3 separate regions of the Mus musculus genome follow, and regions 2 and 3 are each linked to region 1. The links are chromatin loops, found by intact Hi-C in ENCODE. Cell type or tissue: left cerebral cortex. All regions are shown on one strand. Links, peaks and the distances in the headings refer to the core of each region. The heading gives the core; the rest is flanking DNA.

Region 1 (11,048 bases), core at 1,806-9,805:
GGCCTCCAGTTTCTTGAGGGTTAGGTGCATCATCTTTGAATGAACACAGACCTGGAAGTCCTCTACTGTATGTGTGCTGTGTGGCTCATATCAGCTGGTGCATGCTGCCTGTCTGGTGGTCCAGTGTTTGAGAGATCTCGGGGATCCAGATTAACTGAGACTGCTGGTCCTCCTGCAGGGTCACCCCTCTCAGCGTCTTTCAGCCTTTTACTAATTCAACAACAGGCTCAGCTGCTTCTGTCCATTGGTTGGGTGCAAATATCTGCACCTGACTCTTTCAGCTGCTTGGATCTTCTGGAGTGTGGTCATGTTAGGTCCCCTTTTGAGTGTGCTCCATAGTCTCAGTAATAGTGTCAGGTCTTGGGACCTCCCCTTGAGCTGGATCCCACTTTGGGCCTGTTGCTGGACCTTCTTTTCCTCAGGCTCCTCTCCATTTCCATCCCTGTAATTCTTTCACACAAGACCTCCCAGGTCTCTTGTACATTCTGGAGGGTCCCCACAACCTCCTACCTCAAGGTTGTCTGTTTCCATTCTTTCTGGTGGCCCTCGGGGTGTCAGTCCTTTTCCCTCACCCAATACCAGATCATGTTCCCCTCTCCCCCTCACTCCCTACCATGTCCACTTTTCCTCTCAGGCCCCTCCTTCTTTCCTCCCCACTTGTGATTGCTTTCTTCTCCCTCCCAAGTGGGACTGAGGCATCCTTACTTGGGCACTTCAGCTTGTTGACCTCTTTTGAGTTCTGAGAATGGTTTCCTGTGTATTCTGTACTCGCCCCCCCACACACACACACTTTTTCTTTTGGCTAATATGCACTTATTAGTGAGTACATACCATGCATGTCCTTTTGGGTCTGAGTTACCTAACTCAGGATGATAGTTACATCCAGTGGGAATTAGAAACAGTGTGTGGATATAAACTTTCAAGCCCACTCCAAGTGACTTATTTCCTCCAGCAGGACAGCATTTCCTAAATCTTCTCAAATGATACCACCAACTGATGAAGATTGATTTTTCCAGCATCAAGCCTACATGCTTGCTTTCTGAACATGAATCAATTGATGATGAAGAAACACTCTGTAGGTAAGATCTTAGGACCTCAACGCCTGAGTTAGAGGAAGGAATGTTTGCACAAGAAAAACATTCATGAGTAAAAAATCATTTGTTTAACAATTTGCTTTAATTTAAATTACGTGATGTCAGTGTGTCTTTATGTTTGTGTGTGCACTTGCATGCTGATTTCCAAGAAGATTAGACCTTTAGGTCTTTTTGTAGCAGGAATTACAGGAAGTTTGAAAAACCTAACCCTGGGACTCAACTTGTCTCAACTGCACAGCCATAACTTTAGCCCTGTAAATATTTTAATGACTTTGTATATCATCTTGATGTCAGGAAGTAGGAAAGAACTCATGCAAGAGAAAATCCCTATTCATGTAAATGATTTGATACTTTAGATTTCACAGTTGTCTTCGGTTTCAAGGAAAAAAAAATCTTGTTTCATCTCATTCATCATAGCTTTGAAGGAAGGATATTATTTATGATATTCACTCATTCATAATGGGGGAGGGCACCAGTTGTGGTTCTCTGTATTTTAAGACATTTGCAGTAGATATGGAAATTTGGTGTATGTGTGGCATATCCATTTATACAAGTTTATCAGGAGATTTGTATGTTCCTTCCGTGGCTGCTGTTCAATTTCTATTGTGCTTTCACGTGGTGATAGGTGTTTTTCTGCTGCAGTCTATAGGTTCAGATGCCCCTTATGTCAATGGTTCATTGTTTGTTTATTTAAATATCAGGCAGTATGTAAAAGTATGAGGGGCTTTTTCTTAATTAAATCATTTGAGTTGCAGAAAAAGAACTTTAGTCCATTTGTATTAAAAGTGATTGCTGACAAGGAAGGATTTGCCGTTTTACTATTTGTGAGATACATGACCCTTTTTTTGTACCTTGTTTACGGTAATATTCTGTTCTTTGTATTCCCTCGACTTCGACTAGTGAAATGTTTTGCTTATAATTTACTTTTATCTGTATTCTATAATTATTCTATTTGTGGTTATCATGGATTGCACTTAACATATAAAATTAGAGCACTCTAATTTGAATTTATATCAGCTTAACTTGATAATATACAATATATCTACCCTGGGCCGGGAGGAGATGTAGCTCAGGAGGAATTAGTTTGCCTAGCATATGTGAGACTGTGGGTTCTATCTTTAGCACTGTCAAAAAAAAAAAACCCCATATGCTCCTTTATAGTTCTGAGCAGGAGTTAGCTCACTATAGGCAGCAAGGGGAAAAAGGCCTGTGGTAAAACTATAAACTAGTCATCTAAACATGAGAACAAAAACGATATAATTAACAGGCTGCAGGACACCAGCCAAACAAGGTTGGAGAACAGCAGGGTGAGCAGAGGCCAACAGCAAAGCTAGTCAGAGATGGACAGATAGAGGGTTTAATGCATGGCTACCCTTTTATTAAGCCAACGGTGGGCAGAGTGTGTTCCTTTCCATGGTGGGGCCAGGAGTGTGTTGGTCACTCCTACCCTGGCTCTACACACGAAACACCTGGGGAAGCAACCAATCTCAATAATAATCATCTCAGTTTTTGTCCACTTTTAGCCAGAAGTTGTATAAAAACCCATATAGCATGGCTGAGTTTCCCCCTCCTAGCCGTTCTTGGAATCTTTTTCACTATCAGGAATTTCTTTGATTTGCTCCCAAATTCCCACCTGTCTTTGATTTTCTTTTCTGGAGCTTGTTTTTAACTTTGCTTATCTGTGTTCATCATGTCTTTAACCATCACAGATATAAACAAGGCAAGTTACTTGAGAGCCACTGTCTCTGCTTGGCTTTTGGTGATCATTGACCGCTCAGCACTTGAGTCTTCAAGTCAAGCACATCTGGATTGAGAAAGCACATCTCCACCCTTGTGTGGCTGGTGTCCTTCAGTTCCACCACTGCTCTTCTCAATCATTAATGTCACAATGTCATTTCTAGAATGCAAAATGACATCTTTAAACATAATGTGTCCCAAACCATAAATTAATAACTACTCTTAAAATGCACCGGTGTCTCAAGTTCTCTAGAATCATGAAGTGGGATTTCAAATCAAGGGCCCACTACCATTGGACTCTAGATTAATAATTGTTTAATGTTTTCATCTCTTCAACCATGTTGAAAAGGGGAAAAAAAACCACAGTTACAAATTACTGTGATACTAACTTTATAAAACCTCTTTACTTAAGTCTTTCTTAATCTATCAGTGAATTGCTCTCTGCTCTTTAGGCGTGACATAGAACTCCTTTGAGCAATCATTTTAGTTACATGGTTACACTGGCAGGGTTAGTGGTACTGAAGACCATAGTCTTTGCTTATTATGAGTAGTACAACTTCTCACTTTTGCCCTATATACTGATATACTGATTGTATTTTTTTTTTGGTCTTTTATTCTTTTAATACACAAACCCATCACCTCTGGACTCACGTACCGCTGCTGAGGAACCTGCTTATACCTCTACTGACGACCATGACTGTGGTTCTCTCTTGCTACCTCTGAGGTTTTCTCAGTCTCTTGACAACCTGACTACTGTATGTCCTAATGTAGGTTCTCTGAAGTCTTCCCTCTCCTGTTGGTTGAGCTCTTACACGCAGGTCCCTCATTACATCTGAGGCGTCTCCAGCCACTGTGTCTTTAAGCAATCTTTCTGTTCACTCTTCTTTGTTTTCTCTTTCTGAGACATCTACAAGGCTTCTGTTGCAGCTCCACCCTATCCTCGCTACGCCTCGCCCCATCTCTACCTTTCTCTCAGACTCACCCACTGCTCTCTTCCTCAGGTCTCCTGATTCTTCCTTGTGTTCGCTCAAGTTTTCCTTTGAATCACTCCAGCAAACTCTGTACTTCAGTTTTAGGATGTTCCATTTCCAGCTTTCTTTTTCTTTCTCTGTATGAATTACTTTCCTGACATCTTACAGGGCATCATTTAGGCTTTTGTGCATTTTAAAGACGCTTATTGAACGTGTTTTGTAGTCAGTAAGTCATTTAACCACTAGGCTTTCTTTGGAAAAGGTTGTTTTGTTTGTTTTTTTAAAAATGCATTTTGATTTTTTGGTTGTCATTATTGGGAAAAAAATGACTGTTTTGACTTAAGAATTTGGTAACTTCAGAAGTCAAATCCTTCCCCTAGTCCGGGAATGTTTTTAACTTGATTTGACTTTTACCATTAAAGACTCTCTCTGTGCTAATTGGTGAGCTTCATGTTGATCAGGTACTCAGATGTTTAGTGACTTCCTCTGTTCTCTTGTACTTGCTTTTTAATTATTTTAAGTTAGTATGAAAATAGTGGGTTCCATTAAAACACACACACACACACACACACACACACACACACACACACACACACACACACTTATTTAATCTGTATTTATATATGAAGGTGACCCTTTTTCTCTTCTTTCATGTTAGCCTCTTTTTTGGTCTTCCTTTTATGCCTTCCCCTCCCCTCTCACAGTTCCTTTCTGCTTTCATGTCCTTCCTTCCCCCACCCCCCTCCCTCTTCCTCCCTCTCCCTTCCTCTCCCTCTCCCTCTCCCTCTCCCTCTCCCTCTCCCTCTCCCTCTCCCTCTCCCTCTCCCTCTCCCTCTCCCTCTCCCTCTCCCTCTCCCTCTCCCTCTCCCTCTCCCTCTCCCTCTCCCTCTCCCTCTCCCTCTCCCTCTCCCTCTCCCTCTCCCTCTCTCTCTCTCTCTCTGTGTGGGTATGTGTGTGGTGTATAAATCCAGACTCCATATGTGGGAGACACCATATGAGGAACAATATCTTTCTGAATCTGGCTTGTTTTTATGAGTCTCAGTCTGGATGTCTGACATCTAAAGGGGAAAGATAAAGACAGGAAAAAGGAAACATTAAGTCCATCTTTCTGCAAGTGTGTGACATGGTCACTCACCTAAGCATCTTCACCTCCATGCTGTGAAACAGACATCAGTGCTCAGAGCACAAGGCTTGGAAGGCAGGTTCTCGATCACTTATCACTGCTTCTCAAGGCTGCATGGCAGCTGTTCCAGAGACATGTGGCCTGCAGCACTGGAGGGTGTGAAATGAGTGACCAAGAGCAGAGATGGATGGAGCCTAACTGCAGTTTGCTGGGTGTGCCTTCCTCTGGAAGATGCGCAGTCTTGACAGACTCCAGTTTTCTGTGGTCACAGCAGACAGGCTCTGCCAGTGAGCCTGTTCTCAGGGAGGAAAGGCAGGTTCCTGGCTCTTTCTTCCCACTGTCTTCCCAGAATCCAGAAGATGTATTCTGATGCATTTTGCATTAACTCTTGGATCCCCTGTGAAAGGCAACTGGGAGGGCGTTAGTGACCTGCCAGCCTGTGGATGAGCGAGCTCTCACAGCTCACAGTAGGATTCTCGGGGGGCTTTTGTTGTTTGCTTTTACCTTTTTATCCCCAACACAATTAGGGTGTCATTCTAGCTTCTTTGAAAGGCCTTTGACATTGGATAAATTCTTATTTGTAGCCACAGAAACAGGATGAGATGGACGGCGTCATGAATAATTTCAATGAATATTGCAAAAGCCCCCTTCTCTAAAAGCTGAAGTAGCTTCCAGCAGAATAGTGTGTTTTTGGACGTGTGGCTTCCTCTCTCTCCTCTGCAGTCATTATATTTAAAACCCAAATTTGAATTCTTTAAAAAGCCAATGTGCAAATTCCCTCAGATCACTTATGTATTTTTTTTTTTTCGAAAAAGGAATCGCTTCCTTCCTCCCTTGGCTATGAAAATTAACCAAGGCCCTGTGCAGGCCTTGGCTGCCACCAGCAGAGCTGCAACGGGAGAGCCCAGGTGCCTGGGGAGCCTCAGCCAGTGTGTGTGTGCCTCACGCTCAGTCAACATGGCTCATTAACAGCAGAGAGAAGATTGTGAGACTCAGGGTAGCTTTAAAAGCCTCATACCTTATAAAATCCAATTACTAGTTAGAGTGAATGGTGATGTTAAATATAGTTGTTCCACTATAAAAGGTATGAAAGCATCCCTTAATAGGAACTGAATGCAGCTTTCAAAAATGCATTTTGATTAGAAAACAACAATAACAACAACAACCCCCCAGAAAACAAAACAAAACAAAACAAAAACCCCACAAAAACCAAAAAAACCAAAAATATCAAGCAAATGAGACTAACTCCGCTAGTTTCTTCAGTCTGTTCAACTGTATTTCTATATATATATGTATAGCTATATCTGAAAGTGCATATTCACAAACACACCTATATGTATCGTTTATGTGGGTCAGAGAAGGGATATTTCGGATGGAGTTATAATCAATGTCTATGTCTAATTAGAGGAGAGGTACTACCTGGCCCCAGGTATGTAACATTTCATACTGATGTGAACACAGAGGTGTAACCTGGAGTTAGAAGCTCATAGGCTCTGTGTGGAGCTGTGGATAGGGTGGGGGTGGGGGACTGCATGGAGCAAAGGGCCTCAAATCCCCTTTAGGGATGGATGTCAGTCTATTTCCCAAGGCAACCTTCCTCAGTCCCTTCTTCCCAAGAGTAGCTGCTGCAGAGCTGGGCCCGTGTTGCTAAGTAGACTGCTTTTCTTGGGATGAACATCTTCCTGGAGATGTCATCTAATTTTAGGTTGCAGGGGATGAGAACGACGCAGCAGACTCTGGCAGGAAGCAGGTGTCAGATCTTCTCCTTCACACTCTACTTGGAGATGCAGCTAAGGAGGGCACTGGGAGGCTCTGTTGCTGACAGGAAAGGTTGAGAAAGACACAAATCTCCACATGGATGGAGCATGGATCCTAGCAGAGCCAGGACCCGGCTGCATCTGAGCAATTGGCAAAGTATTTCTGCCCAAATCCCACAGGTCAAGGGAGCCAGGGAATCACTCTGCAATGAATGTTGTGTGAGCATCTGCATACGAAGGTACAAGCAAGAGAAGATATGAGGGAGAAATGGCAGGGGACAGGGAAAGCTTCATTTATTTTTCAATTTCTCTTGGTAAATTTAAGCTTCTATTAGTATGAAGTGGACACTGCACTGGGTGATCGCAGAAGCTGTCTTCAATACAACTTTGTTACAAGATGGCAGTTAGGGCTGGAGGGATGGCTCAGCTGTTAAGATCACTAGATGCTTCTACAGAGGACCTGGGTTTAACTCTCAGAACCCATATGGTGGTTCAGAACCATCTGCAACTCCACTTCTAAGGTATCTGACACCTGCCTCAATCTGGACTCCCAGGGCACTGAACACATGTGCTGCACAGATACTAATGCAGGCCAAACACCCACATATACAAAATAAAATAATGATGAAGTAAAAACCATAAAACAAAGCCCAGTGCCCCCAGCTGTTGAGATAGTCCAATCACTGAAGTGATTGTCATACAAATATGAGGACCCAAATGAAGTTCCCAGAGTGCATACAAAAATGGGAACACTGGATGTGATGGCATGTGCTTACAATCCTGGCCCTGGAGGTGGAGACGGGCAGATTCAGGAGGCTCAGTAGCCAGACATCTTGACGTACTTGTTGAACTCCTTCCTGGTCAGTGAGAAACTCCTGACTCAAAAGCCAAAGAGAACAAAACCCAAGGTTAACATCCGATTTCCGTATGTAAGCCTACACATGCAACTACACCCATGCCCACACACCCCACACACAGAGGCACATAAACACAGACACTCACAGACACACAGACATACTTACACATAGACATACACACAGATACGTACACAAATAGACAGGGACACACTGACAGACATACACACAGACGTACACACAGACATACATACATACATACATACAGACAGACAGACACACACACATACTACTTTTTACTTTGAGGTGAGAGATTACCTATAGATTGTCAATAGTTTTAAAAATGCTCTCTTTCTTTGCCCTCATTCCCTTCCTCACATTCGGATGACCACCCAGACCCTCCTCCATCTTGACACTCATTCCTTCACTCTTATATTCTCTCCCAAACATTATTATTTGCCAAATAGCACAACTGGTAAAGCAATAAAAGAGAAACAAGCCATTTATTTCTCTTTTTTGTAAACTTATTTATCAAAAATACCTCTATCGATATTTTGATAGCCTAGAAAGATAACACAAGTTTATTAGAATAGATTTACAGTGATAAACAGGTGTGAAAAATAATGATTACTTATAATGTCATTGTCATGATTACTGTGATATCCTGGATTACTGTGATAGACCTGGAACCCAGTGGTCAAGTTCTCAGGCCCTGACTCCATATGAATGTACTCAGTGTCAGATGAAAGATGCCCACAGGTACCACGGCATCTCAGAGCAGCTGCATATCTCTTGTAGTGTAGGCATCTCATGTTCAAAGTGAAGAATGAACCTGGAGTCAGAGAGTTAATTTATCTCTGGGACTCTCATATTGTCATCTTGTATTCTTGCCATTTTGTCAATCAGAAACCATAATGCCAGCAGTGAGTGTGTCCTTGGAAAACCCTGAGCCTAACACTCCTTAAGCGGAATTTCTTGAAATTATTATTATTATTATTATTATTATTAATTAGGCATGAGTGTCATGGTGAATATGTGGAGGTCAGAGAATGTGCAATCAGTTCTCTCCTCCCACCTTTAAGTGAGTCAAGGGAATTGAACTCAGGTTGTCAGGCTTAGATTGTTGGACAGCAAGTGTCTTTAGCCACTAAGCCATCTTACCAGGCCCAGAGTGGACTTCTGACTTCTCTTCTAAGCATATTTTTTCATCATGGTTTTCTGTCGTACTTTATGCATCTACAAATCATCCAATTGCACAACCAAGAACCTAGCCATTGTTCCTCCTGCCTCTCTTTTCATTTCTATCCCCACAGTAGGGCAGGATCAGCTTCTCTTCCTGATCATCTCAGTAGTTCCTACACCACTCTCCCTCTCCATGACAATACTGTTTATCACCAGTAAAGGATCTTTATAAAGGCTTGTAGGTAGCCTACCCAGTATACCCCAGATGAACTCTCAGTTACTCTCCTCCCTGTTGTCAGAGTACTGTGTCAAATGCAAATCCCATCCCAAAGCATCAATTCATACATAACCTGCAGCTGTCCACTTCCCTTGAAGTCAACATGAAGTTCTACAGTGTAGCCTTTGAGATGATCCATGATCCAACCCATCTCCTGTCTCTTACAAAACCTCTAGATTCATTTCTTCACACGTTTCCCCTTTTCAATATATAAGTTGATTAAGGAAGACACCTGATATCAATATTACTACATATACATGTACATACATGTTCCTGTGAGCCCACACATGTGTGCACACTCATGCATACATACACATGCACATGCAAATATATTGCAGGGTGAGTATCTCACTGTATCTCAGATGTTAGAATTCTTGCCTACCATGCATGAGACCCTGTGTTTGATTCTGAGCACCATGTAAACCATGTTTGGAGGGATAGGCTTGCAATCTCAGCACTTAGGAGGCTATCCTCAGCTAAACCATGAAATCAAGGCCAGACAGTGCTACTTGAGACACAGTCTCAGGGGGGAGGGAAAAAAAGAAAGAGCTAAAGGAAGAAGGAGAGAAAAAAAGAAAGGAAGAAGGAAAGAATGAAAAAAGAAAGGAAGGAAGGCAGGAAAGAAAAGAAAGGGAGGAAAATAAAGGAAGGAATAAAGAAAAGAAAAAAGAACAGAAAAGAAAATGAAAAGTTCTATCAATTTTGAGCAGGTATAGACTTTTTTTTCTCATTACTTCCCAAGCAATGTTGTAGAAGAATCATTTATATAACACAAATGCTGTATTACAGGAAATTGTAAAGAATCTGAAAATGATTTAAGATATCTGGGAGGTACCTGTGATATCTACTCAAACACAATCCCTTCGCTATGATTCATGGATCTTGGTGCCCATGTGGCTCTTGAGACTTACCCCAGTGAATTCTGAGTGCCAAGATAATTTTCTTCTACTATGATTTTTATATTTCTATAAATACAAGATTGTTAAATAATTGTTGAATTCTATGATAGAGTCTATGTTTGTTTTTAATAGGATGAAACTGAGCTTCAGGGTTAATTTGGGAGATAAAATGTTGTATTTATAAAGATTCTTTTTCTCTGAGATCATGCAGTGAAGATTTGTAGTTCTCACATAAATTGTATTAATTACCTTTCTTGATTACATTTCATAAAGAAGAAATTTAAAGGAGAAAGATTTTTTTCTGGCTCAGAATTAAAGGAGAATCATTCAGTCATGATGGAGGAGACAGGATCATAGGCAGAGAAATCACAGCCGCAGGAGGCTAACCAGCCACAGTGTGCCTGCACTTAATGAGTAGAGTAAAGAAGTGGGACTGAGCTATAAAAACTCAAGTCCTGCCCACACTGACCCACTTTCTCAAGCAAGCCCCTATACCTTCCACAGGTTCCAGAACTTTCCCAAGCAACAATACCAACTGGAGACCAAATATTCAAATACACGAGAGTAGGAGGGATAGATAGTTCATGTTCAAATCACAACATTGTATTTCTGGTTCCTATACATCCATGGCTATTTCATGATGTAGAATATGTCCATTCCAATTTAAAAGTTCCTCTGATCATTAACAAGGCTGACATTGTTCAAAGTCCAAAGTCTTTTTAAGACCCTAGGCAATGTCTGCACTTTGAGCTCCTATTAGATAAGAAATGAATGACGTGCTTCCAATATAGAGTGACACAGAGTATACATTTCCATTGTGAGAGAGAGGAATGGGGACATAGCAGGGAAATCTTAGACCAAAGCAAGACTGAAACTAATAGAGAAAACACCAGCTCTCAAAGCTCGCTTTATAACTACCATTCAGGGCTAGTAATGGTCTCAAAGAGACTTGGGTAACACCATTCATCCAACTTTGCTGTCTCTTAGACTGGCTTCATTCCATGCCTTTATCTTTCCTTGTTGGGACCCCACAGTCCTGGCTTCTATTGAAACTTAAACTTCCTCTTCACAGCTTCCACTCAGTGGCCTCCCAGCCTCTCTGCAATGACTTCAACACTGCCACCCATTTTCTTTCCTTAGGGGCTCTCCGAGAC
Region 2 (11,048 bases), core at 1,124-9,123, 360 kb after region 1:
GACTTAGTCTTTAACTTTCATCCAGTCTACTGTTCTTGCTTAAGTATTTATTTGAAGCATTTAAGTATTTATTCAATTTCAAATTTCTCACAGACACATCTTTTAATTTAATTGACATTTCAAAAAATATGTCTGCTTCCTACAATAAATAACATCATGGACCAAATTTGTATACATATTCATGGCAACTACACACACATTCTCTCCTTTCTCAACCATTGGACATTTTTATAAAAATATGTGGGCTCTTTTCCATGTTTAGTTATTCCATGTATCTTTTAGTGATACACAATAAATGTAAGCCAGAGAACAGCAGGGCTCACTGTACACTCCTTGCTCTTGAAACACTGTTGTTCACACAATCAGAATTAATGGTGGATGCACTGAGGAGGGAGAGGAAGGCAGGTCTCTGAGTTTGAGACTATCTTAGGCTGCATAGTAAGTTCCAGGACAGCTAGTTCCAGAAAAAATTGGTAGCTGTGAAATTTAGGCCGCTGTCCTTGCAAACACATACATTTCTCAATTATATGTAACTTTTTCTGCACCAAACAAAGCTTTTAAAATCATTTTACCAGGATAATACCACTGTTTATAATTTGGAAGCAAAGCCAGATTTCTCTTGTAAATAAATTCTCAAAGTTAAATTCTCAAAATGTCACATGTGAAATATTTTATATTTTACCCCCAGTATTTTAAAGGTTATCTTTGTTTGGTTCTGAACTGTAGGACAAGGGACTGAGGTGCATATTTTACATATGAAAGCTGATCTGACCTCTAGGTTCTCCCAATATTTCTCAGTCTAACCTGTTATAGGGCATCCCTGGCATAGCTTACCTTCAGTCCTAAACTTTCAGTTGAGGGGCTGAGCTGCCCTTCCCCCAGAGACTCTTCCCTATATAATCCAGACAGTTTAGTCTCTCACCCTTTTCTTCTCCCCCATCTCCCATTCTCTCTCACTCCTTCTCTCTTTCTCTTCCCCCTCCCTCACTTCTTTCCACATAATGACTTTCTGGATTTCATCCTTGGTGCCTGTACTGGCTGGTTTTGTGTATCAACTTGACACAGGCTGGAGTTATCACAGAGAAAAGAGCTTCAGTTGGGGAAGTGCCTCCATGAGATCCAGCTGTGGGGTACTTTCTTAATTAGTGATCAAGGGGGTGGGCCCCTTGTGGGTGGTACCATCTCTGGGCTGGTAGTCTTGTGTTCTATAAGAAAGCAAGCTGAGAAAGCCAGGGGAAGCAAGCCAGTAAATAACATCCCTCCATGGCCTCTGCATCAGCTCCAGCTTCCTGACTTGCTTGAGTTCCAGTCCTAATTTCCTTTGGTGATGAACAGCAATGTGGAAGTGTAAGCCAAATAAACCCTTTCCTCCCCAATTTGCTTCTTGGTCATGATGTTTGTCCAAGAATAGAAACTGACTAAGACATGCCTGTGAACTCGCCTGATAGCAGCTTCCCAATAAACCTGCATTTAATACCATCTAATCTGGTTTGAATTGGCTCATTTCATTGGCAGAGGAATAACCTATCAGTCTTGGCTTTCGTATATTTCAATGGGTTGTGTTTGTTCTCAGTCGATGTCCTTTGATTGCTGGAGTTATGTTTCTGTTACTGAGTTATCAAGTCTATCTTCCTCACTCATTTTATTTTAAAAGAGGGAAAATTTGTCCTTATTCGTCTTCACATTAATTTTTTTAACGCAGACACGGGAATTCCTCTTTCAAGACAAAAAGTGTATGAATTTTGATTAAATATACATTAGAGATTTGGTTTTTTCACAAGACATTGAATCAACAAAGCAATAGTTAATGCATTTTATAGAGAAAAGGGTGGGACTCCCAAACAATTCCCATTCACCTTTAATGGAGATGTCACCTGAAAAGCGTTTTCAAAGAATCAAGAGTTCAAAATAAGCATCTGTGCATTTTTGTCTCAATAGTCCCTGGGATGTGGCCCTTAGATATTGAATTTGATATGTTAATCATAACATTGTCTAGGACCACTATTATTTGGCCAAATGGAATTTAAAATTTCTTTGTGAGGGTGTTAATGGATGCAATTTACATTTGAACAGATGGGAATTGTTTAACTGGTTGCCCTACAGGTTGCCCTCAAAGTAAGTCTCACCTAACCCTTTCAGTAGCAATGAAGGCTGACACTGAAGGAGAGCAAGGAGACTTAAGTGCTAGTAGCTTACCTCTCAACTTGAACTTTAGTTTAGATTCTGCTCTTGTCTCTGGCCTGCCTACCCATCCCAAAGAGGCTTGACAGCTTCCAGAGTTGCAAAAGCCAATTTCCTAAAACAAATCTCTCTGTCTATGTATGTATCCAATTGAGTCTGTTTCTCTGGAGAAAACTGACCACCATAAATACACATCTACAATGAGGGACAGAAATTAAGGGTACAAATTAAGATGAGGATGAAGATAAGGTCAAGAGACAAGACCGACAATATTGGTTGATAATTTAAGAACAAATGAGTCGAAAGAGGAAATTAAAGTGACATAAAGAGAGCATGAAAAGACAGCATATGCTTTGAGAGTCAGCCTCGAGGATAGATACAACTGTGCGTAGCTTTTTAATAGTAGCTGATGGAGGCAACCTAAATAAACACGAATCAAAATGGCAGCCAAACATATGGAAATGCTGTATAAATAGAGGTCTTACCCCATTACACTGTTATTCATTAACAATGATTGAAGCTTGCAACTCCTGGTCATATTATCAAAGGCAGTAGGGGGAAGGGGCATATGGAAAATTTAAATTTGAATAAGAGAAATGCTGAAGAGACAAGTCAGCAAGATAGACAATTTAGAAGAACATTTAGGTCATTAGGAAAGGTTAAAAAAATAGGATGCACAATTTCTAAAATACTGACAAAGGGAAGGGGGCTTATTTAGAAGAATATGAAAAACATATTTTGAAACCACATAATCAAACAAGGTAATAAGCAACGCAGCCCCGCATGATAGATGTTAGCATGGGAACAAATGAGAAGCTTGGAAGCCACACATCTCAGTTACATATACTACCTCAAAAGGGTTATGGCTTTCCATCCACGGACCGACTCTTTCCTGTGTAATAGAAAACAATATGTTCTGTGGCTTAGGAGAGTGATATATAAACCACAAAACAGAATATAAGAACATAAAAAGATAAGTGAGGATTTGTTAAAGAAATAAACATGAGAGAATGTGCTTAAAATTGAAGCAACAAAGAATTTAAGAAAAATATCCATCGCAAGACAAAGGTAGTCACAAAAATACAAATGTATGTAAGTTTGTTTATTCTCCTAAGAAGAAGAGAGACATAGAGGATTTGGTTACCTGGAGAATGGCAAAGGCTCAAGCAGGACAGAAGGAGGCAGAGGAGTGGAACAAAGCTGAAGTACAAAGAAACCCAGTGGAAGAGATCCAGGGACCCTTCCCCTCTCAGACTCATCCCAGAGCAAATATCCCCAGTATCCTATAAAGCTCCATGATTATTCAGGGCTCCTCTTATTTGATTTAAGGAAGTTTCACCTCTAAATAGATCAATTAAAAAATAATTTATTTTTACCTTTACAAGATCCTTTTAAACTTTCTGAAGCATAAAATTTCTAAGTCAAATGTCAGCTATCACATATAAAACTGAGTGTTTCTACTTAGTAAGGAATACCACAGGTAAAGTGACCAAGCGACTCACAGAGACTGGGAAAACATATTTACTCCTGGAGGGAAAATGCAGAATCCACAGTAAGACAATGGGAAGGGACAGAAGAACAATTATAGAAGGAGACTTTAAGAGATGTTTAATGCTACTGGTAATTTTACTTAATCTTAATACTCTATTGGAATTTATTTTTAGTGGACATAATAGTTAACATTTAGGAGCACAACGTGACATTTCACTACTGCTAGCACCTCAAACATTACCACTTCTTTCTGTTGGAAACACCCCAAGCTCTCTTTACCATCTATTTCACAGCACACAATAACCTGCTGTCAGCTAGTTATCTTACTTTATACAGAACATTAGAGATGTTTCCTTATCCAACTGTACCTTGTCTCTGTTTCCCCTCACCCATAATTTCTCCAGGCCCTGGTATAAGGTTTCACTCTCCACCCAGTAAGTCAGTTGTATAAAAGCAAAGTTGTAAGAAAGTTAAGTGATATCTTTTTTTTTTTTTTAATCAAAGCCAATAAAAGCAACAGTTCCTCCCCGAGGGTGTCAGGGACATGGTCCCACATATTAGAATTTCAGATGCACACTAGCTTTTAGGAAGGAGCTCTTAAGGAGGGTATCTCTCAGTTTTGTAAATTTTACTCCCATAGGACACTTCACTGTATTTGAAGTTATTTTTTGGTTGTCACAGTTGATATTTTGTGGAACCCAAAGTTGAGGTTAAATGTCTGCCTTGTCTAGAACAGACATGAACTACAGGAATTGCCCATGTAGCTTTAGAATTCTGACCCAGAGAAGTTTTAGTGAGGGTGCAGAAAGGGACTTGACTGTGGTAGTTTCCCACAGTTGTTTGTGGAAGTGCAGAGTTGGCACACTCTGGGTCTAATGCACATGCCACATGATAGATACACAGTAAATTGTGTGGTGCACTAATAAAGAAAAGACATATACAGATAGATCTAAGACCAGATGTGGTGGCACATAACAGTAGTCCCAGTGACTCAGATATACCTACAGGAGAATCAGAATATCAAGGTTGTCTTAAGCTACAGAGTGAGTTGGAAGCAAGACAGATCTTGTCTCAAAACAGGCAAACAAAAGCAGACAGATCTTAAAGGACTGTTGAGTCAGAAAAGGTAAGAAATGTAATTAAACCAATAACTTAATAAGATGGAAATGTAATGAACACACATACAATGCAGAGACTTATTTTACAAGAATATATAATTTGCAACAAAGAGAAGAATTAATATGTTGGAAATAAAGTAGATTAATGCAGATTAGCTTAAAGAGGAAAACCTGTCTTGTACTAATAACATTGTCTTATGAAACTAGGAGTGTTATTAACTCAGACCCTTGGCACTAAGGTAAAAAACAGATAACCAGAGGCTGGAGATATGATTCAGATGTAAGACCAATAACTACTTTTCCAGGATCCAGGTTCTATTCCCATCACCTACATATATACAGGGGATCTTATGTCCTCTTCTGGACATGGTCAACAGGAACACACATAGTACACAGGTACACACATAAACAAAACAACCATACACATAAAATGAATAAATAACAAATATTTTACTGAACTTTCTCTATGGAGAATGTTATTCTTTTCAAATAAAGTATTTGAGGTTGCAATATATTATGAAGAAAATCTCAACACATTTAAAAAATAGGAACTGACAAGGAATACATTCATAAACATTAAGAATTAAAAAATAGGTTAAATTGAAGTCCTTTGGGCTTTTAAATGAAAACCACTTGAAACCACTTGTTTCTAGACCAGAGAGAAAAAGGAAAGCAATCACACACTATGCTGGCAACAAGGATAAAAGCAATTTTGCATCAAAAACTTATTAGATGTACTCAAAGTTTTATTCAACATAAAATTCATAAGACCTCTACTACCTGTGCTATTAAACAAGAAGGAATACAAATATTTGATCTAAGCATTCACCTCAGAATATTGAGAAAATAATTTCAAAATAAATCCAAGAAAAGTAGAAGGGAGGTAAGTTGCAGAACTCAATATTAAATCATCTGAAAACAGAAAACAAACCTGTTCTTCGAAAATTAAGCAAAAGAAGAGAAATTAGAAGTCAGCAGTAGGAGGAATAGAAAATATGTGTCTGAACTGTTCAGGCTGAGAGCCAGGATGGAAGGCTTGCTTCCCCGTTCTGCAGATGAAAGAGTGGCATTACTGGATAGGAGAATGGTATCACAAAGAATAAGGGTTCACCAGACCTCCTGTGGGAAATCAGCTCAGACTCACCCATGATTCTTCTGTCTACCCACAGTCCAGGCCTGATGCCAGCAAGGCAGGTTCCTGCTGCTCTCAGGTCAGCCCTACCATATCCAGGCTCTGTCTGGGTTGGTTGTTCCTCTCATGTTGCCGTTCTCTGCAAGCTCTTACTGCAGGGTAGACTGGTTATGGTGACATTTGCCTACTATATGTGCCAGCCTGGGAGCTCGGCTATGCCAGGACATCTTTGCCACTGCCTCTGACAAGAGCCTGCTTGCGTAGAAAGAAGTGTGGTCGATGGATATTCCTAGTTGAACCCCTTTATCCCATTGCATGCAGGAGTCAGCCTTCCTTGATTTCAGGAGCTGGGGCAGGGGTCATTCCCACTGTGTTGGAGAAAGTCACTTTCTCTTATAGAAATCAGGCATCACTCCCAACTTCTAAGCAAGTTGAAAATATGTATCTTCCTCCTAGATTATATTATCATTTTCTCATATTAATAGCCTATAATCTCATAGGGAAGATTTTAAAAAAACTGCCAGTTAATTTCCTAAAAATAACAACTTGCCAATTTCACTTCAAAACTATTTTCATTTTTAAAAGAACAACAATACAGACATACACAAGGAGGAGAGCGAATAACTTTCCTCCATACACACTAATTTTACCCGACCTCCTCCACATGCTGACTCATGCTAACAATCTGGAGTGGATGTTTCCATAGCTCCCTGTCTGTTCACACGGTTTATGTTAAACATTCAAAAACATTATTCTTCATATTTTTGTGTTGGCTGCAAATCAGCTTCCTATCTGGAGTTCCTTCCCTATATAGTTAATTTGGGGGCAATGAGGAGAGACATCCCAAAAGAAGGTTGTCCATGTAACCAAACTCAACCACAAGAAGCCATGCTCCAGTTTTTATGTAAAATGTAATCATAAGGCTTGTGGCAAAACATTTCTTGGTGGTGTATTGGCAGCTTTTCCACTGCTGTGTCCAAGGCTCCTGACAGACACAGCTCAAAGGAGGAAACGCTGACTTTAGTTCATGGTCTGGTGGGGCAGCTGTTAGTCCCTCACGACAATGAGGGTAGAGATTAGTGAGTTCTGTGTGCAGAGTTGGGAGGCGAGGTTGTGGCTCATTTGCTTGGTACCATCTGTCTCTGTTACATTTTTGTTGCTGTGATACAGTACCGTGACCAAAGGCAATTTAAGGAAGAAATAGTTTATTGGAACTTATGGTTTCAAAGGAAGAATCCATATTGTGGAGAAACAGTGGCTGTATGTGACTGGAGGAGGAAGCTGAGAGATCACAACATCAACCTAAAACAGCAAGGAGAGAGAGAGAGGGAGAGAGAAAGAGAGAGAGAGAGAGAGCTAGAAATGGGTGGAGCTCGTGTCCTCTCAAAGCGATGAGCTTCCTCCTGCAAGGCTGCACCTCCCCATAACCTCCTGGAACAGAGTTACTAACTACGGACCAAGTGTGCAAAGCCCTGGGCCCGGAAGGGATACTTCTCATCCAAACCACCACACCCATCAAGGGAAAGTACAAAAGCTAGCAGCAGGAACTGGTGTCCTCCTCAAAGGTGGACCCCTAGTAACTACCCCTCTTCCACCAGCTGGGCTGTCTCCTAAAGGCTCTACAGCTTAGGAACAGAACTGAAAACTTTAGCCTATCAGATTTAAATTGTAACAGCTAAAGGCAGATCCTGTTAGAAGATTCTGGATCTGATCTGCTTTTTTGGCTACTAAGAGTCCAAGAAAAAAAAAATGTTCTTTTTCTTCTTCAGAAACTGCTACAATACTAAAGATAATAGAAAAACTTCCCATGGCTCAATGGTAAGTTGATATATGGTTTCCAGTTAATATTAAATCATAAACAAAATATTCATGTTTAAAAAAATGGCCACTGTTTGCACATCCAGGAACAGCTGGTGCAGGGCATCATGACCTCTCTGGAGACTCCCAGATGCAGAAGGGCATGACCTTGAATCCTGCAGAACCAAGAATAATATTTCAGGCCAATTTCCCCTGCACTCACCCCTCCTGCTGCTCTGATCGCTCCAGTCCAATCGCTCCACTTCAGGCTTGATATTTGCTGAAGCGTATTTATCCCCCATGGCTTGAAACCAAATTACAAAGGCTAGGATAGCTTCACTCCGTGCTAGTTTGGACAGGTACAAATATTTGAAAGGCTCCTTTGTATGTCTATTCCATACACGTGGAGAGGATGTGAGCTGGTGGGGCTTGGAAATGTCAATGAATACAATTGTCTGTCTGCCCAAAGGACTTGCTTCCCAGGCACGTTGAGAAGTGGAGAGGTGCTCTGCGACTTATCAGCAAAGGAGTGTCCATGGCAACCAGCCCCAGGTTTCCTTGGAGATACTGTGGATTGGCTGGAGGCCAATGCAGGAAGTGCATTGGAATGGGGTCCAGGATAGAACAATGACACAATCTTTGTATGGAGACAGATTGTGTCAGACGTGCACAGCACACAGTAAACGGGATGTGAGCCTCCATTTTCACAGAACATGCAGGATACACATCAATGCTGATGGTCCTATGAAAGATGATCTGCCCTGGCCTTAATCTCAGTGAGACCAAACTTAGTGATAAAGATGTGCCATTAATGTGGCTTGGAGGTCACTTAGAGTTGGCACTGGCCAGTTAAATAAGATTTAAAAAAATATGACAAAGAAGCACATAACGAGAATATTAAATAAAATCCACAATGTAGTCTTAATATCAGTGCCTTTATTTTAGTCTACTTGACACTTTCCAAAGAAAGAAAGCTTTTTTTTTTTTACTTTTTACTTTTCTTTTCTTTTTTTATTGGATATTTTCTTCATTTACATTTCAAATGCTATCCTCAAAGTCCCCTATAGGCCCCCCCGGCCCTCTCCCCTACCCACTCACTCCCACTTCTTGGCCCTGGCTTTCCCCTGTACTAGGGTATATAAAGTTGGCTAGACCAAGGGTCCTCTCTTCCCAATGATGGCCGACTAGGCCATCTTCTGCTACATATGCAGCTAGAGACACGAGTTCTGGGGGTACTGATTAGTTCAAATTGTTGTTCCACCTATAGGATTGCAGCACCCTTTAGCTCTTGGGTACTTTCTCTAGCTCCTACAATGGGGTCCCTGTGTTCCATCCTATAGATGATTGTGAGCATCCCCTTCTGTATTTGCCAGGCACTGGCATAGCCTCACAGGAGACAGCTATATCAGGGTCCTTTCAGCAAAATCTTGCTGGCATAGGCAATAGTGTCTGCATTTGGTGGCTGTTTATGGGATAGACCCCTGGGTGGAGCAGTCTCTGGATCCTTTCGTCTTAGCTCTAAACTTTGTCTCTGCAACTCCTTTCATGGATATTTTATTCCCTATTTTTGGGAGGAATGAAGTATCCATGCGTTGGTCTTCCTTCTTGATTTTCTTGTGTTTTGGAAGTTGTATCTTGGGTATTCTAGGTTTCTGGGCTAATATCCACTTATCAGTGAGTGCATATCAAGTGACTTCTTTTGTGATTGGGTTACCACACTCAGGATGATATCCTCCAGATACATCCATTTGCCCAAGAATTTCATAAATTCATTGTTTTTAATAGCTGAGTAGTACTCCATTGTGTAAATGTACCACATTTTCTGTATCCATTCCTCTGTTGAGGGACATCTGGGTTCTTTCTAGCTTCTGGCTGTTATAAATAGGGCTGTTATGAACATAATGGAGCATGTGTCCTTCTTACCAGTTGGAACATCTGGGTATATGCCCAGGAGAGGTATTGCTGGATCTACCAGTAGTACTATGTCCAGTTTTCTGAGGAACTGCCAGACTTATTTCCAGAGTGGTTGTACAAGCTTGCAATCCCACTAGCAATGGAAGAGTGTTCTTCTTTCTCCACATTCTTACCATCATCTGCTGTCACCTGAATTTTTGATCCTAGCCATTCTGACTGGTGTGAGGTGGAATCTTAAGGTTGTTTTGATTTGCATTTCCCTGATGATTAAGGATGTTGAACATTTCTTCAGGTGCTTCTCAGCCATTCGGTATTCCTCGGTTGAGAATTGTTAGTTTAGCTCTGTACCCCATTTTAATGGGGTTATTTGAATTTCTGGAGTTCAGCTTCTTGAGGTCTTTGTATATATTAGATATTAGTCCCCTATCAGATTTAGGATTGGTAAAAATTCTCTCCCCTTGGTAGCATTTTTTCTGTCTTATTGACAGTATCTTTTGCCCTACAGAAGCTTTGCAATTTTATGAGGTCCCATTTGTCTATTCTTGATCTTACAGCACAGGTCATTGCTGTTCTGTTTAGGAATTTTTCGCCTGTGCCCATATCTTTGAGGGTTTCCCCCACTTTCTCCTCTATAAATTTCAGTGTCTCTGGTTTTATGTGGAGGTCTTTGATCCACTTAGACTTAAGCTTTGTACAAGGAGATAAGAAAGACTATATCTAAGGAAGTGATAGATCTGTATGACAAGAACTTCAAGTCTCTGAAAAAAGAAATTGAAGAAGATCTCAGAATATGGAAAGATCTCCCATGCTCATGGATTGACAAGATTAATGTAGTAAAAATGGCTATCCTGCTGAAAGCAATCTACAGATTCAATGCAATCCCCATCAAAATTCCTACTTAATTTTTCACTGATTAGAAAGGGCAATTTGCAAATTCATCTGGAATAACAAAAAACCTAGGATAGTAAAAACTATTCTCAACAATAAAAGAACCTCTGGGGGAATCACCATGCCTGACCTCAAGCTGTACTTCAGAGCAATTGTGATCAAAACTGCATGGTACTGGTCCAGTGACAGACAGGTAGATGAATCAATAGAATTAAAGACCCAGAAATGAACCAACACACCTATGGTCACTTGATCTTTGACAAGGGAGCTAAAACCATCCAGTGGAAAAAAAAGACAGCATTTTCAACAAATGGTGCTGGCACAACTGGCGGTTATGGTTATCATGTAGAAGAAAGCCTTTTTATTTTCATTCTTACGTCTTATTTTCTGTCTTTTTTTTTTTTGCTTTATATAACTTCTTCAGTTTGTGCAAGAGCCTATTTGTATCAACACAAGACCTCCCCTTCTTATTCTTCGTATCCACCAAAACTGAGTGCTAGTATAGTTTGTATTTTGAGAAATTCGTC
Region 3 (11,048 bases), core at 1,564-9,563, 130 kb after region 1:
ATTTTCAGAACAAGAAAACATAGGGTGGAAAGCAATAGAGGAGGACTTTCGCTATCAACCTCCAGCCTCTACATGCATGTACTATACATGTATACACACATGTAAACACATACACATTCAACACACACATGCATGCACATGCACAAACTATTTTTGAAAGATGGGTCAAAATAACTCGAAAGTTATTGAAGACCCTCAGGTACGTGAGGGATAGCAGAAAGACCAAGCAATGGAGATTTTGTGCTGTGAAGAAAATCAAGATAGTGAAGACTACTGAGGGCTGACTGCACAGACAATGGCAGTAGAACTAAGCAAGGAGTTTGTACGACTCTGGATACTCTCAGATTAAGGAAACAAATGGCTCCATTGCACTATCTGAGAAGAATAAAGCAAAAGTGAGGCTGTAAAAAGGGAGACTTACTGGGAAGGACATGGGAGGTCCAGGGATCCAGGCAGCAGAAGATAAGAGCATCACTCCTCTGACTCTCTGCCTGTCTGAGCTTGCCTTCATTTCCATTAGTTCCCACCATGTTGCTGAGGAAATGATCTTTAGGCACGTGCTTACAACACCCAGGATTCTCTACATGTAAAGGAAAGATTAGCTGATTGTCTATTTGTGTCATCTCTGGATTGGTTCACTATGGGATAGGCTATGCAGAAGTCCAAGCTTGGTTAGTTGTGTGGGCACAGAGCAGGACAGTTGATTTGCAGTCCCACCAGAATCCCTAGAAGTCAGGAAGGCAACATGCATGTAAAATGTGCTGTGAGCAGATCAGAGGCATGGGAAGGATGACAGTAGAGACGATGGCCGTTAGCAGCTGCCACCTTTGTCCTTCTTCCTAGTCAGTCACCTTACAATTAAGGTCAATGATCTACTTTCATGGCAGGTTTATTTTTGCCTTAGGGCTAAAGAAAGCCACTAATAGGTTCTGCGACAAGAACAGAGAGTAAAGAATTGTAGCAGCAAATCCAGGGAGTCACTGTGTTCTCGTCCCTGAAGCAATCGCAAACTCGGTGTGTGTCATTTTTAAGACTGCTGAGGCGGTTAGGTAGGGTTGGATGGAGAATCTGTAAGAATCCCACAGAAAGAAGTGGTAGGAAAGATCTGCCACCAAGAGAGACCAGCAGTCAGGGGCCTATGAGTGGCTTGCTAGCCAGCTGCCCCTGGTGGCAAGTCTAGCCATATTTCCCTCAATACCTCTCTTCAACTGGGACTGGCTGGGACTCTGCATAGCTTATCTTCTATAGTAGTGAACCGGTTCTGATCTAACTGGGTAGTACCAGGAGGCAGGCTGAATCCCAACAGGTACCTGGGGGGACTCAGAGGAAAGGCTCAGCTTAGAGAATTCCTGCCTTTAGAAGCTCATCATGCCGAGGACCCTGCAACCAGGGTGGAACACAACCCACTTTTACCAGATCACATTTTCAACAGCTCAGGAGTCCTCTGGGGGCTGCACCACCACATTAGAGTTCCACAGGGGAAGACAGAGAGGGACAGGACAGTTACAGTGGCGTCTAGGAAGAAGGAAGGCTCCCATATCTGTTGGCTGTACTTGAGCTCCTCCCCTAGCCCAGAGCCTTTCAGAAGCAGAAGGCTGTATTCTTCCTGCTTTGTCATTAAGTTCTCTGCTTAAGGTCACCCGAGCAGGTGCTGGGATCTTCATCCATCAAGAGTTGGATTAAAACTGTTGAGCTGGCTTTCCAGGCCTCACAGAACTGCCTCCTCCCTGTGCTGGGTTCAGAAGGTTAACCCTGCGACTTAAGTAGAGCCAGCTATTTAAAACTCCCGTGACTGTGGCAGGCACGCTGCCTATTCTTCAGTCTCCTCTTGGAAGCCTTGCCCTTCTAGAATCCAACTTTCCTGTCTCTGATCCACATTGTTTCCCCATCAACCACATTTCTTTTGTCCTTAATTAACCTGGAGGTATTAGTGCTAAGTACACAGATCAGAAAGCTGTTGTTTCTGAAATTAGATTTCACTTTTTCGCCCCCTTCTAGGAAAGGTTGGGGCAGCCAAGAATATATAGGTCATGTTTCCAATTATAAAACACCAGTGATGCTATTTTTCCTCCTTTGCTAATAAAAATAGAAGCAGACAAGGGAAGCTGAGCTGCCTGTAGGAGGCATGCAGCTACCAACATGGCTGCTGCCAGGTAGTTGATCAGTACCAACTGGACGCACTCATGTGACATGGCAGAGGATGCCAGTCATCTGGGAGGATTTTTATATAGCAGAGTCACTAGGTGGCACTCTCAATAAAGAAGGATTTTTTTTTAAAGCCCCTTGCCAACAGACTTGAGAAAAGTCAAACAATTAAGCGGTTAGGTGTTTATAAAAATCGTTGCCTTAAAATAGAGCAATATCAGTCAAGCTGGCTGATCTTCCAGATTCCTAGTTGGTAGCTGTCTGACTGTGCTCATGGTGAACACAGGAGTTCTAGGCCTGGAGGACGGAACGTGCAAAGATTCCTAGACAACAGCTGAACCTGCATCGTCAACTTGCTTCAACTTCCTATAGGCGTAGAGGAGGGGTGCAATTAGAAAGGAAAAGATGAATGAGATCACAGTAATCTGGCTTTTATCAGGAGATATGAAATGGGAGAATGGCTGGATCTTCATGTTAGGGTCCTGAGGCTAATGTTGTGGGAGAGAAGACTGGAGCTCAGCCAACACATTCAGAGCGGTGCTTGGTAAAGGGTGTAGGCAGGAACTTACATTGTCTAGAAACATTGAGAGAAGGATGATGGTGGGTGTCTTTATCACTCAAATAACCCTTTTTGTATTTCTTTAACCCTTAAGTTTGCATCTATGATCTGAGAACAGAGTGTTCTAGCTATTTAACCTAAACACAATGACTTATGGACATAGAAGCCAACTACTGTTTGCTTGAAAGAGTGTCCAGGTTTTCAAGACAAGCCAACAAAAAAGTTCTTGTACTTGCAAACAACCACCTCCTTGGTGCTATGCTTGATGCTGTATGTTGGCTCTGGTGTGAGTGTGTGTGTGTGTGTGTGTGTGTGTGTGTGTATGTGTGTGTGTGTGTGTGTGTGTTAATTTCTCAATAGACCACGAAGGTCTGGAGCTCTCTGCCAGTCACTATGTTCAGATGGACGTGCTAATCAGACAACATACCCAGAGTAGCTCTCAATTAATGGTTAGTAGAACTTAGTGTGTAATACTCCCTCATGACTACTCCCAGAGAGATTCACATGGAGGTACTTGGTTTCTTTCTGTTGCCTCTATGAGATGACTCATAGAGTCATCTATGAAGTTTTAGGTACTCACAGTGGTAACTGGACTTAGGATCCTCCTTTCTTACTTTTTCCCAGTTGCTTCTCCTCACTACTCCTTTTTATTTCCCTTCCATGGCTTTCTGGGATCATCTCCCATTATGCTTGTATCCTAATCCTTTCTTTGCCTCAGATAAATTCCAAGTAAGCATTTTTTAAAATTAATCAGAGTTCTGCTATCTAGAAAAGTATGCTTGAAAAGATATTTGGAACCAGTCTGTGTTTTCTGAGAAGCTACACCAGCACCATTAGGTAATTCATTAGAAATGCAAAATTTCAGGACAGACTTTCATACTTGCCGATCCCAAACTCTGGGGATGGGTCTGGTCATCGCTGCTTTATTGTAGTAGAGAATCAACACATCTGAGAGCCTCCACTTAAGAGAATTCCAGCTGAGGAAAGGCTATGCACACATTTCAAGAATCCTTTCATCTCCCTCACCATGGTGTTTTCCCCGTGGTGGTTGTCAATACACCCTAACTTTTCAATGTCATCCTCAATGGGTCTCCCATTTCAAGTCTCCATACAGATTATGTCAAACCCACAGGGAACTACTAAACTTGAAGAGACAACTCTCAGCAACCGTTTATTCTCAAAAATTCTTCCAGAACTCACTCCCTTGAGCTATCCGCACAGCAGCTGGTGACAGCCACAGCAGTAAGAACATGAGGCAGCGAGACTCACATTTACACATATTGTCTGTGTCACTTCTATAAAACATTGTTGGGAGACGCTAAACGGAGGTGATGGGCTGGCATCGTGGAGAAGGATTCCTAGCTTCTCAGGTGCATACTAATATCTTGCCTTGCCTCTTTCAGCTAAGTATATGCACCACAGCTATATGAGAAGCAACTTTGAACACCACCAGGCCTTTGCAATATTCGCTCCACATCTGTCCAAACCTAGTGCCAACATCTATCCACTGTGATATCGTTACAGTCAAGCTCAAGGCCCTTGGTTCTATCTCTTTCTTGGTTTTCTCTGTGTTTTCTACTATGCCTCAACAGTTTGAGGTCTTCCTTTATACCACCCCACGAGTTTACAATGTCTTATGTTTCTTCCATTATGAAATATCTTCCCATCTTTAGCCTGGTGAACGTTCACTTTGGCTCCTGCCACTTCCTGTATTTCCTGAGTGTTTAGATCCACCTACTCTCTAGGGTATGAGCCAGTGCTGTCAGCGCAATGCATTTGGTCCTGCACACAGGGCAGATAGTCTAATAGGTGAAGTCTTTTCAGAAACAGCCAGCATTCCCAGTTGCTTGCCAGTCACAGGGTGGAAAGGCTTATGGGAAAGTCATGCCCCATACTGTGACTGCCTCCTCTTAAGTCTCAGCTGGGCTGTTCACCACTACTCTTGGTCCATCTTCTCCTCCAGCTCAAGGATGTGGAACAGGAGAGAGAGAGAGAGAAAGAGAGAGAGAGACAGACAGACAGACAGAGACAGAGAGACAGAGACAGAGAGAGACAGAGAGAAACAGAGAGAGACGGAGAGAGACAGACAGAGAGAGAGACACAGAGACACACAGAGAGAGAGAGAGAGACAGAGAGACAGAGAGAGACATGGAGAGAGACACAGACACACACACACACACACACACAGAGAGAGAGAGAGAGAGAGAGAGAGAGAGAGAGAGAGAGAGAGAGAGAGAGCTAAGAAAGAGAACAGGCAAGGGAATCTGCTTAGGAGGAAGAAACACAAACATGGAAGCAACACAAACATGGAAACCTTAAGTGAATTCTGTGCCCAGTTCACCACTAGGGACTGAAGTGCCTGCAGGAGTGGATTGGGGAGAGTCTCCTTATGACTTCATTTGGAAGTCACAAAGGCACCCAGTGGCCAAGATGTGCCACTGATATTGTAATCCAGTAGATGTGATGGTTTTTGGAAAGGGGTCATATGCATATTCAGGAATGATCGTTCTTCACCTCCATCCCCTGCCCTCCAAGCCTCTGAGTCACTTCTGAGACACTGCCTGCATGGGGACCTCCGAGGTCTTCCATCTCCTGAAACTTTATAATTTGTTATTGTTTGCTTTTTAACCTGTGGCTTCTGGAGTGAAGCAGGAGTTAGACTCTTACTGCAGAGGTGCTGGAAGCAACACTGCCTGTTAGCTTTAGTAGCAGCGTCACACTCACAGCTCCTTTTAGGCTCTGTATACTTCTTTAAGTTTATCTTCATTAGCTGCACAGAAAACAGGAACCAGAAGACAGTGTATTTGCTGATAACATCAATCATCTTTATTCATTATCACCATAACACACCGCCTCCCCTTAGAAGTCATCCTGCCTGAGGCTTAGAGTTAAGCACTTCCTTTTTCTCTATTCTTCACGTTCCTTCTTTTGTTAATCTCATCACAACTGTGATCTTCTTCTTTTTAAAAAACTTTATTTATGTGTGTGTATGTGTGCGATATGTGAGTGTGTACCTGCATTTGTGTGTCTGTGCATGTGCGTGTGCATGTGTGTGTGTTGATGTGCTAGTGCTGTGAAACACTTGTGGAAGTCAGAGAATGAATTTTGAGAGTCTTAACTTACTCCTCTCCTTGCACCATGTGGGACACAGGGATCAAACTCAGGTCATGAGGTTTGGTGGCAAGCACCTTTATACTCTAAGACATCTCCTGGGCCCCTGATTTTCAAGTTTAGAGTTTCTTCTAGCTATTAAACTTGTGTTTTATTCCCCAGTACCCTGGACACGTGTGGTGGAAAGAGTTTAATTAAAGTAAACTAAACTAAAATGAGATTCTTTCATATGTGTGCAGTAGTAGTGTATGCAGGTATGCACATGTGAGAAAATGCAGAGGTCAGTGATCAACATTGGGTCTCTTCCCCAGTCTCTCTTTCTACCTTATTTTGGAGGACAGAGTTTCTCACTGAACCTGGAGTTCATTGAGTTGGTGGCCAGTAAGCTCCAGGGACCCTTCTTTCTTCATCTGCTGAGTGCTGGGCTTGTCAATACATGCTGTTACCACCACACTCAGCTTCGTGATCCACACGGGAGCTGCGGATCCAAACCCAAGCCTTCATGCTTTCACGGCAAGCACTGTGCCCATGGAGACACCATCCTGTCCTGGAAGGATTTGTTTCCATCAGTGTCTCTAATGACCGCAGCCCCTAGGAGGTGATATTCTTCTTCCCTTCAGCTTACCTTAACTCCACTCCCATCACTCTCTTCTGCCTACCTCAAGCCAGGGCACCAGCCCTTCCACCCTGTGCACATAAAAGCGCACAGATTTGTTGCATTGGTCTACAGTTGGTCACGTGACAGCTTTAGCCAGCTTCTGATGCCTCAATGGAGAGATTATGAGACTGCAAGAAGACAGAAGGCATTCATCACAGTGGCCTCAGTGACTGCAACATGATGTAAAGCTTTCAACCAATGAGGTGCCTGTCCACTGCAAAGAGAACAGTCTGATCATGTCTAAAGGACAAGGCCCAGGGGCTATGGTCAGACTGGGTGGGCTGAGCTTCCTAACCACTTTCTCCTGACCCGCTAGGACACACCCTTCCACTCTTGCTTGTTTTTGAGCTGACTTCATCTTCCCCTTACTTTACCTCTGAGCAGATAGGTCAAAATATTAAGGGAAGGGGAAGGGGGTTTGCAAAAGACAGTGGGGGGAAATGGCATTGAATTATTCCCATAAATAAGGAGCGAGTAATTATTAGAATGTAGACGTTTATGCTATGGATGGCAAAGTACTGGAATATATCATGAAGTGTCTGTTTTAATATCTGTATCTTGGTGGTTGCTAGGTTACAAGGGTACTTTTAATAACATGAAGGGAGCTAGAAATACTTGTAGATGCTTTCCTCATTGAAAATATTACTGGCAAGAAAAGGGACATATTGCCGGCTAGTACCGTGAGATATTATAAGCTTTCTGCTGCTCATTAAAATGCATCTTAGCTGTTCATATTATGAGAAGTTCACTTTAGAATTTTCTTTCAAAATAGATGTACTTTGCGGTAATGAAACTTGGGTGGTGGATGGGGACAGCTTTATCCCCAGGAAGATGACTTTGTTCCATCCCACCTGATTAGAAGATCTTTATTGAAAAATGACCTGTCACAAGCACTGTCTAAACCCTTGAGATGTAGATGGTTTAAAGAAGACAGTAATTGGGCTTTTTATTATCAGTGAAAAAGCATGGTTTTTTTTTTCCTTGAAGATGTAGCAAGTGATGTTTCTTTATTTCTGATTAAGAACGCACCCTCTCTTTTCATTATTTGTACATCAAAGGCTGCAAAGCTTGAATTAGCCCGTGGCCCTTAGCAAAAGGACAAGCCTACTACTGCTTTGTGCTTGGAAAGCTGTGGTAAAGAATTACTTCAAACACAATGCTAATATTGCTCTAATTGGGACCAAATGAATCTCCCAGGAGCACAAAGGCAGTGATTAATTTTACCTTGGCTCATATGAAAATAAGAGAATGGAGAACTTCAAAGAGGTGGTAATCTTGGTGTGAGATGGGCAGAGTGGGAAGATGTTCAGCAGAGAGCAAGGGGACACTCCCTCAGGCACGAGAGCACGTGCCATGGAATCAGTAATACTCACTATGTGTTTTGTCACATTAGCTCACTTAATCCTGTAACAACATCCTGAGAGAGATGTCATCTTCAGTGTATGGAATGGGCTTATATTAGTAATGTGACAGTAGTAAGGTCACACAGCGAGGGAATGTGATGGACACAGGATACCAATCCATGGAAGCTGCTTTTGCATTTTCCAAGTCTCTCCCCAACCCCAGGGCAGTCACTCTAAAGTGATTGGCATGAATGAGATGCAAGAGAGACTAGACTAGAAAGTAGGGTGGCTCCACATTATCCCGAGGCTTCAGTGGCAGACTGATGTTTTTATATTTACCCTGGGCATGATAAGGACACATTCTCAACAGTGAATAATGAATCCAGAATCTATATTTTAGGAAAAGAATTCTGGCTGGGCCTATGGGAGTTGGAAACAGGTAGGAGATGTAGCTGATTATTGAGAGAAGTATCTAAGAAACTACTCCAAACACCCATGCAAGATGTGTTAGCCTGGAAATACCTATTGAGTAGTTACTGAGGGATCACAGTGTCTCAGGCTTCTCCAACATTTTTGAATCATGTTTGCCTTTGTAATGATTAGAATTTGATCCATTCCTAGTTCCCTTCCGAAAGCCAAGGCCATTTGGTCAGCGTCTTCATATTACGTTCACCAAGGATCCCGCTACTCCATGTTATACTCCCTGGAACTCTCGCCATTTTTTAGGACATGTACTTGAATTCCATTCTCCTTACAAAACGTTAAATCATCTTTGGCCTTAGCCAAAACTTAGATCTACATTACAGGTGTGAATTGTTCAGCTTATTTGGCCTCATTATCAGGAACTGCTTTGATGTCTGTACTGTTAGTGAGGCTGGGGTGAAGTGGGGTGGGTGATTGTTCTTAGTTAGAGGTTTTATGGGTGTAGTAAAATATCATGACCATAAACAACTTGGGGGAGGAAAAGATTTATTTTGGCTTACACTTCCACATCATAGCCAATCATCAAAGGAAGTAAAGGCAGGAACACAAGGCAGGAACTGAAGATGAGATCATGGAGGGATGGTGCTTACTGGCTTGATCCCCAAGGCTTGATCAGCCTGCTTTCTTATAGAACCTAGGACTACCAGCTCAGAAATGTCACCACACACAATGGGGTGGGCCTTCCTACATCAATCACTGATTAAGAAAAATGCTCTATAGACCTGTTTATAGCCCAATCTTCTAGAGACATTTTCTCAATCAAGGCTCCCTCTCCTCCAGTACTCTAGCTCATGTTAAGTTGACATAAAACCAGCCAACATACCTTGCATGACAGCTCTGTCTTCTGGTTGGCAATCATGCTTAGCTTCCCTCCTTCCTCTACATCAGCCTTTTCCCTCTGTCTTAGCTCTGAGGAAAGCGTCACTTCCATGCTTTCTGTTAGGGTAGATCACAGCTGCTTCCATTTCCCTCCTTTCCATGTTTCTGGTCCTTCATATCTTCCTTCTGCCCCCCACACCTCCACCTCCACCCCCATCGCCTTCTCTGTGGTCTGTGGTTGCATATAAGTCTCCTGAAAACAAGAAGAAGGAAACAGCAATCACCTTCCACTACCTCAACTGTGCCACACAAGTAGCTGTATCTCGGACCCTTTTACTCAAGTAATAATATGGCTCACACCTTCCCTATCCAATCCTTTCACAAGTTCCTGCTTGTTTGCATCCACTGAACCTGCTAAGGCAAACGATGACCAAGTTTGTAAATGCCATTACTAATTGTAAAGTCGCAAGCCATTCTTAACCCTCTTGCTGTGTTTGGCACATATGAACACTCCCAACTTGACATTTCTTTCTTGTGGCTTTGCCATCACTAGTGGGTGGTTGAGACTGTGGCCTGGTTTCTTTTGTTTCAGCAAGCATGCATACCCCTTTTGAATGAGAGTGTGTATATGAAACGGTCTGCTCCAATTCTTTTCTGCTTTCCATTACTTTAACAAGCACTTGAGACAAACATCTTTAAAAAAGCGTAGACATCTGGTTCAGCTCCTGTTTCAGAGGTTTCAGCACTGATCATTTGGATTTGCTTTAGCCTGCAGCAGCACAGGCTGGGTGGTGTGGGGTAAATATGTTCTTCTCTCGGTAGACTTGGCTGTGATGTGTCTGTCTTCTTGTGTACCATGGACTCTGCCTCTGTGGACCAGAAAGTACTTGTTCAAAAACTTTGTCTCTGCTTGGTATGTATATATTTTTCTTCTTTTTCTCTAATAAATGTAATCTCTCTGCGTGCATAGAATTTATATCCTGCCAGGCACTGGCATTAATCTAGATATGAGCTAAAGGGCAGAGAGGGGTGATGTGTGTGGGTTATATGCAAAAGGATACAGCAATTCCCATAAGAGGCTTAAGCATCCCCTTGGGGCTTTGGGACCGATTTGTCATAGATACTGAAAAACTGACTATGATGTATTTCTTTGTTTTAAGAATTCTTTTTACACTTTTATATACTATTTAATTCTGTTTAGAAAATGTATTTAGAATGGCAAAAGGCACTTTCAGGCCTCTGTTTCTTCTTACAAGCATTTTTTAAAGCTTCCCTTTTCTCTTAAACACAATTATTCATTTATTGTATGTTGACAGGAGGAACACAGGCACACACATCAAAAGGACAAAGAAACTCATAGGAGTCAGTTCTCTCCTTCTACTATGTGGATTCTGAGGCTTGAACTCAGGTCATCAGGTTTGTCTGCAAGCCCCTTTATTCAGTTAGCCAGCTTGCTAGCCCTCTCTTCTTTTTGACTGTGTTTGTTTTGTTTTGTTTTGTTGTTATATTGGACTTCCTTATTTTGTACTTCATGTTTACTTTACTATTCATCCTTTTAAAAAAGATTATTTCTTTTATTTTCAGATTATAATTTTATCATTTACTCTCCCTTTTCCCTCTAAGACTTCCCACATGCCCTCCTTGATCTCTTTCAAATTTATGGCCTCTTTTTTATTTTTTTAATTAGATATTTTCTTTATTTAAATTTCAAATGTTATCCCCTTTCCTGGTTTCCCCTCCGATAACCCCCATCCCCTCTCCCTCCCCCCCTGCTCACCAACCCACCCATTCCTCATTCCTGGTCCTGGCATTCCCCTACACTGGGGCTTAGCGCCTTCACAGGACCAAGGGCCTCTCCTCTCATTAATGACTGACAAGGCCATCCTCTGCTACATATGCAGCTGGAGCAGTCGGTCCCTCCACATGTACT

The links. A loop is a pair of places that touch in the nucleus more often than their neighbours do. Peaks named below come from ENCODE experiments on the same cell type or tissue, not always from the same donor. Only the 100,000 strongest peaks of a DNase experiment are listed, where the experiment ranks them.
Region 2: it touches region 1 in a loop (4-fold over the local background); 2 of 42 quality-filtered maps call a loop at or near these places.
Region 3: it touches region 1 in a loop (2.5-fold over the local background); 3 of 42 quality-filtered maps call a loop at or near these places.

Annotation. Positions count from the first base shown.
Region 1 is chr7:83,010,118-83,021,165 of GRCm38, forward strand. No RefSeq gene overlaps it. Among named protein-coding and RNA genes, the nearest start is that of Gm22934, 21 kb to the left of the region's middle. In left cerebral cortex, for the core only: a CTCF peak has its summit at 5,787; DNase peaks (open chromatin) are centred at 2,256, 3,725, 4,854, 5,116 and 2 more places; H3K27ac peaks cover 3,401 bases.
Region 2 is chr7:83,374,974-83,386,021 of GRCm38, forward strand. It overlaps Gm29976 (a long non-coding RNA gene), which reads right to left and starts at 8,216. Exons shown (of 3, transcript XR_378302.2): 1 at 7,943-8,216. In left cerebral cortex, for the core only: no CTCF peak of the experiment used is centred there; DNase peaks (open chromatin) are centred at 6,072, 6,617, 6,968 and 8,268; H3K27ac peaks cover 1,584 bases.
Region 3 is chr7:83,138,670-83,149,717 of GRCm38, forward strand. A530021J07Rik (Riken cDNA A530021J07 gene) reads left to right here and starts at 9,801. Exons shown (of 5, transcript NM_177895.3): 1 at 9,801-10,031; 2 at 10,435-10,534. The coding sequence starts at 9,975. In left cerebral cortex, for the core only: CTCF peaks have their summits at 2,210 (motif pointing right) and 5,109; DNase peaks (open chromatin) are centred at 1,845, 2,092, 6,451 and 7,139; H3K27ac peaks cover 297 bases.